Linked DNA regions of Homo sapiens: region 2 is linked to region 1. A link is a contact called in ENCODE Hi-C or POLR2A ChIA-PET data. All regions are on one chromosome and are shown on one strand. Each heading gives the region's core, a stretch centred on a gene start or an enhancer-like site at or near the end of the contact. The rest is flanking DNA. Distances are from core to core; before and after follow the strand shown. Region 1 holds the start of FARP2 (FERM, ARH/RhoGEF and pleckstrin domain protein 2). Region 2 holds the start of PDCD1 (programmed cell death 1).

Region 1 (4,298 bases), core at 1,799-4,298:
ATGGGATTAAGCAAGATTCATCACTGCATCCTACAACATTATAGGGCCTTTTTGTTTTTGAATTTTAAAATGGCAATAAGCTAAAACACCAGTTTAGGGGAAAACAATTCATGACTCTTAAAATAAAACCACTTACAACACTCTAACTACCCTCCTGATCCTGTTCACCTCCTCATGTATTTTTACAACACTATGATTGCTGTGTACACACCATTTCAACTTTTCAGTTAAGTCACATTTTAAAGCATATTTCCATGGATCAAAATGGTTCAAATTTTCCTTGGATGGGAGGATGGGATTCAGCTTGTGGAAGCATGTTTACTTGCTATGGAGTACTCTACCCTACTGACACAACAAAGTTTATCAGATTGTTTTGAAAAGTGTGATTCCAAAATCAAAATCTTTGCCACATACTGCTACTTTCCAAAAAGATTAGACCAATTTATAGAATCACTGTCAACTAAACGCTCCCCAGAAAATCACCAAAGACTGGGCTTTATCATATTGCTTTGTAGGATCCTCAACTTTTCAACTCCCTGTGGCATTGACAAATACGCTATGGTCAAAGGACTCTATATTCTGATCTCAGAGAACATGACCGGAATTACCTCAGCTCAGTATCCAACACTACAATGGGGTTTTGCCTGTATATCTAGCACTATGCTGTGTTTATGAAGCTCATGACGCACTGAGTAAAGGGGAAGCTGGCAAGCTGATATGAAAGTGGGTGAAGGAAAAATAAGAACAAAACTGAAAGGACAAGCAGCAGTAAGAAAAATCTGTTACTGTCCGAATATAGAAGAGGTATTGATGTGACTAGAAGCAGGGGTGTTTGGAAAGGAAGGAAGCAACTGAATTCTTTGGGCCAAATGGATTTAAATGAGCTCACATGGAATTGCCCATGCATTGATCTTTGCTTTGGCAATCCAGTTCATACCATTCCCTCTAAACAGGATAAATTTGCTTAATTATTGCCTAATTTTTTCTCTACTGTTTTTTGTAAATATCCAGGGTTAGCTTGTTCTACTTTCTACTCGGATTATTTGTCCACCTGATAATAATAATGGCTAACATTTATTAAGCACTTACCTTGTGCCAGGCATCTTGTTAACACAGCTTTTTTTATTTATTTTTTTATTTTTTTGAGACAGAGTCTCGCTCTGTCGCCCAGGATGAAGTGCAGTGGCACAATCTTGGCTCAATGCAACCTCCACCTCCTGGGTTCAAGTGATTCTCGTGCCTCAGCCTCTCAAGTAGCTATGATTACAGGCGTGCGCCACCAGCCCAGCTAATTTTTGTATTTTTAGTAGAGATGGGGTTTCGCCCTGTTGAGCAGGCTGGTCTGGAACCCCTGAGCTCATGCAATCTGCCTGCCTCGGCCTCCCAAAGTGCTGGGATTACAGCCACTGTGCCTGGCCAAGTAAATTTTAAACTCATTTTTTGAATAAGGAACCTGAGGCAGAGAGAAATGAATACACCTTATATCAACTTCCTCTTTGGGAAAGGAATTAGTATACAAGGAACCTGGAAATTTACTAACGACTGATAGTCCTATAGGTAAATAAGCCAGCAAACGTCTGCAGTCCAGGAAACTGCATCATCAGCATTTAGTTTGTTAACAGTGAACCACCTAATGAGAATCTGCAACAAGGATAGGGCACATGAGAAGTACAGATGGTATTTGCAAGTACCCTAGGTGTGACCCTAAACTGGTCATTCCACCTCTCTCAACCTCCCTTTCCTCTACTTTAAAACGGGGCTGTGCAACTTGGTCATGTCTCTGAAGAGTTTTGGAAAACTGAATAAATAACGAGCATGAAGTGCTTCCTAAACCTTTAAGGACCTCAAAAAACAAAACAAAACAAAACTTTCAACAAGCAGATGTAGAAAATTTAAATTATATTTGGCCTACAAGTAAAGGTTACTCCATGCTTCCCTACCTCAAATGTCCTCTCCCATCTCTCTGGTACTGAGAAAATCTGTGTCGCCTGTTATAAGGCAGTCTACACAAGACCAACACGCTAACCCACTGCCACCTCAGGGTTATCAAACATTTACACAGTGGCCCAGACAAAAATATCCCACGGAAACAAAACAAAAACAAAAACCCAGAGAGAAAAACCACCCTTTAAAGATTTGGCCTTGGGTTTTAAATTTGCCCATCCCTTTTTAACACTATGTATTGACAATCTTTCCTTCAATGATGCCTTGTTCTAATTTCTGCTTTTCACATCCATTAATGGCACATGATAGGCCAGGGGTTGCTGCCATAGCGTAAACGGAAAAGGTGCCCGTAATTCGGGTGTGTAATGTACTGGGCCATATTCTGGTCCCCAGTTTTCATGGGTTTCCCAAAGGCTACCCACTGGCTTATGAGTATTTCTAGCCCTTAGTGGAGTAAAAATATTAACACCTAACACTTGATTCCCACCTTTAAGATACAATTTAAAGAAATGCTAAAAAGGCAAACGGCTCAAAATGCCTCCACCAGGCACCTCCAGGCCCATACCCTGCGGGTCCCTATGGCCCACTCTGGGGTGTCCTTCCGGGATGGGACACTCCCCGGCCCACGGCCCTGCCGGCCTCCACGGGGCACAACTCAACCCGCGAGTCCACGCGGGACACTCCCCGGTCTACAGCCCCACCGGCCTCCTCCACGCGGCACCCCTCAACCCGGGAGTCCACGCGGGCCACTCCCCGGCCCACCGCCCCGCCTGCCCCCACGCGGCAGGCTCCCTACAGACGGACGCTCCTCTAACCCGGACCCGCCTAGGAGCTCCAGCCGCCTCACGATGGCCTTCAGAGGCCGGGCGGGACCATCTCTGGTGGACCGCGGCCTCAGCGCCCCCCCCGCCTGGGCCTCTCGCCTCGGGCCTCGGGCTTCGCCGCCCACCCGGAGAGGCCCACCCCTGCCCCACGCGCCCAGGCCGCTTCACGTCCTCACCCTCGGCCTCTCGCTCGCCCGCCGCGTCCTCACCGGCCTCGCCCGGCCTCCGCAGTCGCAAGCAGCAGCCGCCAGACTCGCGTCGGCGTCGCCTGCTCCCAACTGCCCGCCGGCAGCCCCCGCGCAGCGCGCCCCGCCCTGACCCCGCCCCCGCGACGCGGACGCGCAGTCGATTGGCCTGCGGGGCGCCAGGGCGGAGCCTTCCCGTCCCGCGGCCTGAAAGCGCAAGATCGAGTTCTGATTGGTGAACGGACGGAGAAGGGGCGGGAGCAGGCAGGCAGCTGCGTAGGATATAAATCTGTGCAGCGCTCGGCTCGTTGGGCGGGGCGTCGGCTTGCTGAGCGAGGCAATGTCCTAGGCGAAGCCAAGGCTCGCTGGGCGGGGCTAGATCTTGGGCGGGGAGTCGGCTCGTTGGGTGGGGCTAGGTCCTGGGCGGGGAGTCGGCTCGCTGGGCGGGGCTAGGTCCTGGGCGGGGAGTCGGCTCGCTGGGCGGGGCTAGGTCCTGGGCGGGGAGTCGGCTCGCTGGGCGGGGCTAGGTCCTGGGCGGGGAGTCGGCTCGCTGGGCGGGGCTAGGTCCTGGGCGGGGAGTCGGCTCGCTGGGCGGGGCTAGGTCCTGGGCGGGGAGTCGGCTCGCTGGGCGGGGCTAGGTCCTGGGCGGGGAGTCGGCTCGCTGGGCGGGGCTAGGTCCTGGGCGGGGAGTCGGCTCGCTGGGCGGGGCTAGGTCCTGGGCGGGGAGTCGGCTCGCTGGGCGGGGCTAGGTCCTGGGCGGGGAGTCGGCTCGCTGGGCGGGGCTAGGTCTTGGGCGAGGTCTAGGCTCGCTGGGCGCGGATAGGTGCTGGGCGAGGCCTAGGCTTGCTGGGCGCGGATAGGTGCTGGGCGAGGCCTAGGCTTGCTGGGCGCGGATAGGTGCTGGGCGAGGCCTGGCTCGCTGGGCGGGGATAGGTCTTGGCCCGGGCCTTGCCGGCTGTCCTTGCACCCTTTGGCTCAGTCCCTGGCTGCCAGCCTCCTCCTTCCTCCAACGCATTGCATCCCTCGTGGGACTACAGGGACCGAAGGGGATCATCGAAGGATCGCGCGAGGCTGTGCTAAGGCTGAGACAGGCTGCTCCGTGGTGGCGGCCAGGACGGCCTTCCTCTGGCCTAGGGACCCCCACCCGAGAATGGAAGACTGACTTGCTGTGGCACACTTCCCTTCTCTTGAGAAGTTCATTGAACTCCTATGTGTTCTTCAAGACCCTACCCATCGTGCTCTCCTAGCCCGGCCCTGTCACCCACTGTCACCATGTGGCTGTTGAGGGAATAATTAACTTCAGGAAACACCCGGGCACTTAAGAGACTCCTCCTATGGTGCTGTG
Region 2 (4,891 bases), core at 1,203-3,702, 500 kb before region 1:
TGTTGGGGACTGTGTATGTTTTGGGGATTGTGTGTGTTGGGAATTTTGTGTGTGTGTTGAGGATTGTGTGTGGGGGGATTGTGTGTGTTGGAGATTGTGTGTGTGTTGGGGACTGTGTGTGTGTTGGGGACTGTGTGTGTTGGGGTGTGGTGTGTTGGAAATCGTGTGTTGGGGACACCGTATGTGTTTGGGGGAGGGTGTCAATAAGTGGTCTGGAGTGTGATATTGGGGTGCAGGCTCCATGAGTCCCCACCCCACACCTGAGCCCTGGGACCGCCTATCTGCTTCGGGGTGGGGTCCCAGGACCCTGTAGGTTCAGCCTACTAGTCCAGGCCCAATGCCCAATGCCTGCATCCCTGCAGGCCCTGTGCTCTCCAGGCTCAGACCCCTCGCAGCCCTGCAGACCCTCCCTGGGTCCATGTGTCTCTTTGCAGGTGCTCCAGCGAGTAGCAATGTGGAGAGACCATCAGGCAGCCCTGGCCTCAGTGGCCGCAGTCCCCTGGCTCCACGCTGGGCCCACCCCACCAGGTCTCCTCTCCCATGGCCCAGGGGCCTTCAGTGGGACTGAGAGGAGGAGGGAAGGAGAGTGGGTGACAGGGAAGAACTGCAGGGAGAGAGGAGAGGGGTGGGAGAAGGAGAAGGAAGGAAGGGGTAGGATGGAAGCTGGGTTTCTCCCTGTGCCCGCCCCCTACTCCAGGACATGTGTCCAAGCCCTGGCAGGTGGAATTTTGGGGGCAGGGCCTTGGTGGTGAGGAGACCTTCCAGGGGTCTGATAGCATCTCCCATCTCAGAGCCCACCTCCTGGGCCCAGCCTCCCCTCCAGCCCACACAGTGGCATTCCCAGTCCTCAGAGGACAGCTTCGTCCCACAAAGCTCAGAGCCTTGAGGAAGGCCCACTGCTGCCCTGGAACAGAGACAGCATTCAACAGAGGTTGGAACAAGGCTCTACAGGGCTGGGGGCAGAGGGAGGTTCTGTCCAGAATCTGCCTTCAGGACAAGTACAGCCAGCAGGGGCAGCTTAGCCACTTATCCACTGCCTGGGCGAGGCACAGGGCTATGGAGGCACCTACCAACCAACAGTTCTCCAGCCCCAGAGCCCCAGCCCCTGAGGCACAAGGGTGGGTGTGCCAGGAGACAGTTGCTGCGGGCCACCTTAGCTGTCTGGCAGCACAGTGGGTGCTGCCAGGCTCCCTGGGGGCCCCCCGCCAAGCCCACCTGGCCAGCTGGGCCCCCCCCACCTCCCCACCAAGCCACCCACACAGCCTCACATCTCTGAGACCCGGGAGTGGCCCTTTGTTCATAAACGAGAGCTTCCTCGCCGTGGCCGCGCCTCGCAGACATCATCTTTGATGCTCTTTTTCCACTGTTTCGGTGCTTTAATGTTTTCCCTTCAGAGCCGGGCCGAGTGTCTCTCGGAGCCAGGCAGCCGCGCCAGCTGTCAGGCGGTTTCTAGCCTCGCTTCGGTTATTTTAAGCTGATGAGCCTGACGCATCTCATCACTAATATCAGCAGTTTCATTTCTCCTGTTTTCCATTCGCTGTAATAAAATGCTCAGCACAGAATACAAGGAGATAAGCAAGCCATTTCACAAACGCCGGGCCGCCAGCCAGGCCCAGGCACTGGACCCCCTGAACCACCCCACCCTGGCACGAGTGGGCTGGAGGGCAGGGCCCCGGGGAAGAAGGTCAAGGCTGGAAGGGGAGGTCAGCCTCACAGCCAGCCCCTGCCACCGCCCCAGCCCCCCCGTCAGGCTGTTGCAGGCATCACACGGTGGAAAGATCTGGAACTGTGGCCATGGTGTGAGGCCATCCACAAGGTGGAAGCTTTGAGGGGGAGCCGATTAGCCATGGACAGTTGTCATTCAGTAGGGTCACCTGTGCCCCAGCGAAGGGGGATGGGCCGGGAAGGCAGAGGCCAGGCACCTGCCCCCAGCAGGGGCAGAGGCTGTGGGCAGCCGGGAGGCTCCCAGAGGCTCCGACAGAATGGGAGTGGGGTTGAGCCCACCCCTCACTGCAGCCCAGGAACCTGAGCCCAGAGGGGGCCACCCACCTTCCCCAGGCAGGGAGGCCCGGCCCCCAGGGAGATGGGGGGGATGGGGGAGGAGAAGGGCCTGCCCCCACCCGGCAGCCTCAGGAGGGGCAGCTCGGGCGGGATATGGAAAGAGGCCACAGCAGTGAGCAGAGACACAGAGGAGGAAGGGGCCCTGAGCTGGGGAGACCCCCACGGGGTAGGGCGTGGGGGCCACGGGCCCACCTCCTCCCCATCTCCTCTGTCTCCCTGTCTCTGTCTCTCTCTCCCTCCCCCACCCTCTCCCCAGTCCTACCCCCTCCTCACCCCTCCTCCCCCAGCACTGCCTCTGTCACTCTCGCCCACGTGGATGTGGAGGAAGAGGGGGCGGGAGCAAGGGGCGGGCACCCTCCCTTCAACCTGACCTGGGACAGTTTCCCTTCCGCTCACCTCCGCCTGAGCAGTGGAGAAGGCGGCACTCTGGTGGGGCTGCTCCAGGCATGCAGATCCCACAGGCGCCCTGGCCAGTCGTCTGGGCGGTGCTACAACTGGGCTGGCGGCCAGGATGGTTCTTAGGTAGGTGGGGTCGGCGGTCAGGTGTCCCAGAGCCAGGGGTCTGGAGGGACCTTCCACCCTCAGTCCCTGGCAGGTCGGGGGGTGCTGAGGCGGGCCTGGCCCTGGCAGCCCAGGGGTCCCGGAGCGAGGGGTCTGGAGGGACCTTTCACTCTCAGTCCCTGGCAGGTCGGGGGGTGCTGTGGCAGGCCCAGCCTTGGCCCCCAGCTCTGCCCCTTACCCTGAGCTGTGTGGCTTTGGGCAGCTCGAACTCCTGGGTTCCTCTCTGGGCCCCAACTCCTCCCCTGGCCCAAGTCCCCTCTTTGCTCCTGGGCAGGCAGGACCTCTGTCCCCTCTCAGCCGGTCCTTGGGGCTGCGTGTTTCTGTAGAATGACGGGTCAGGCTGGCCAGAACCCCAAACCTTGGCCGTGGGGAGTCTGCGTGGCGGCTCTGCCTTGCCCAGGCATCCTTGGTCCTCACTCGAGTTTTCCTAAGGATGGGATGAGCCCCATGTGGGACTAACCTTGGCTTTACGACGTCAAAGTTTAGATGAGCTGGTGATATTTTTCTCATTATATCCAAAGTGTACCTGTTCGAGTGAGGACAGTTCTTCTGTCTCCAGGATCCCTCCTGGGTGGGGATTGTGCCCGCCTGGGTCTCTGCCCAGATTCCAGGGCTCTCCCCGAGCCCTGTTCAGACCATCCGTGGGGGAGGCCTTGGCCTCACTCTCCCGGATCGAGGAGAGAGGGAGCCTCTTCCTGGGCTGCCCGTGACCCTGGGCCCTCTGTGTACACTGTGACCACAGCCCGCTCCTGGACCCTCTGTGCCCGGCTGGCCCTCTGTGCCCAGCCAGCCTGCACCTGGGGATGCCAAGGCCTGGGGAGGGTGGTTTCACCCAGGCCAAGCCTAAGACAGTCCCTCTGGGCCCTGCTGGGTACCGGGGTGTGACACCACTGGGAGGACAAGATGAGGGGCACCCCTGGGGCCGCCCTGACACCCCCTCGAGGCTCCTGCCCCGGGGGTCCTGGTGCCCCTTCACTGTGGCAGGCGACTGGGGGTTCCCCACCTCGGCCCCTCTCCCGGGGCCTGCTCCCCGGCACCTGAGGCAGCATCCTTGTCAGGGCCGTGCCTTCCTGCCTCAGCGCCACCTCTTAAGGTTGGCCCGTGGGTCACTCAGGACTCAGAACTGGAGATTCTGGGCAAAAGGCAAAGAGCAAAGGGCCAAAAGGCATCCCAGGGAGACGACTGCGGGGGAACCAGAGGGCAGAGGGGCGCTCGTCACAGGGGAGGGGGAGCTGAGCGAGGCAGGAGGGGAGCCGAGCCTCTCCCCCCGTGTCCCGGCTCTTCAGGCACGCCCTCGGGACGCCACCCTCCCCGACCCAGGCGGGAAAGATAAGAGCAAGGTGTCCGCAGCCTGACACTCGTGCCTCAGGTGCCCGCGCTTGTGCCGGACAAGACTCTCACAGGTGGCATGCCTCGGTTTCCCCACTGGTAACAGCACAGGGCACTCAGCAAGGCGCAGTGGGCATGACTGGGGTCCTGTGGGTCCTGACCCAGATGTGGCCACCCCGGCCGCAGTGGTCTTCATTCCAGGATGCCTCTTTTCCCTCCTGATCTATTCACTGCGTTCGCCATTCGGTCATTCCCGGGGCCACCACTCCCACCTCAGGTGTGTGCTTCCCTTGTGTTTTATGAGATATCCCCAACCCGGCTGCTTATTGGCCCCGTCCGAGGGCAGGAGCATAAATAAGAGCCTCTGCTTTGGCGTGGGACCACTGTGAGCTCCAGTCAGCGCTGCCACTGCTGAGCTCTGGGCCTTCGACAGGACTTGGCCCCTTACTGACTTCTCCGTGTGCTTTGGGTCATGGGTGAGGACGCCTCCTGGCAAGGCTGCGTCCTGAGGATTAAATCGGGTCATCTGTGAAAACTACCCAGCCCAGCCCCTGACACTTTTTTGTTTGTTTCTTTTAGTGACAGGGTCTTGCTCTGTCACCCAGGCTGGAGTGCAGTGGTGTGATCTCGGCTCACTCGACCTCCGGGGCTCAAGCAATTCTCCCACCTCTGCCTCCAGAGTAGCTGGGACTATAGGCACGTGCCACCCTGCCAGGCTAATTTCTTCCATTTTTTTTAGAGACAGGGTCTCGCTATGTTCCCCAGGCTGGGCTCAAATGGTCCTCCCACCTCAGCCTCCCCAAGTACTGGGATTACAGGCATAAGCCACTGCATCTGGCCTCCATGACACATATTTTTAAAGTCTGATTTTTAAAGTCAAACTTTTGAAGTCAGATTTTAAACGGACTATTTTGAAAAATATACAAAAACGTTTAAAAAC

The links. A loop is a pair of places that touch in the nucleus more often than their neighbours do. ChIA-PET counts read pairs that join two places held with the same protein, here RNA polymerase II (POLR2A). Pooled maps may share reads with other maps.
Region 2: a map with no recorded cell type shows a loop between it and region 1 (6-fold over the local background). The contact joins the promoter of PDCD1 here to the promoter of FARP2 in region 1. A Hi-C loop is called at or near these places in 3 of 37 single-sample maps with no recorded cell type and 6 of 50 pooled maps. POLR2A ChIA-PET finds 5 or more read pairs at or near these places in 2 of 52 experiments (CD8-positive, alpha-beta memory T cell and T-cell).

What each region holds. Positions count from the first base shown.
Region 1 is chr2:241,355,035-241,359,332 of GRCh38, reverse strand. It overlaps FARP2 (FERM, ARH/RhoGEF and pleckstrin domain protein 2), which reads right to left and starts at 3,048. Exons shown (of 27, transcript NM_014808.4): 1 at 2,945-3,048. RefSeq lists a silencer at 2,711-3,260.
Region 2 is chr2:241,856,455-241,861,345 of GRCh38, reverse strand. PDCD1 (programmed cell death 1) reads left to right here and starts at 2,452. Exons shown (of 5, transcript NM_005018.3): 1 at 2,452-2,583. The coding sequence starts at 2,508. It overlaps LOC124908032 (a long non-coding RNA gene), which reads right to left and starts at 2,274. Exons shown (of 2, transcript XR_007088436.1): 1 at 1,269-2,274. RefSeq lists an enhancer at 2,284-3,246.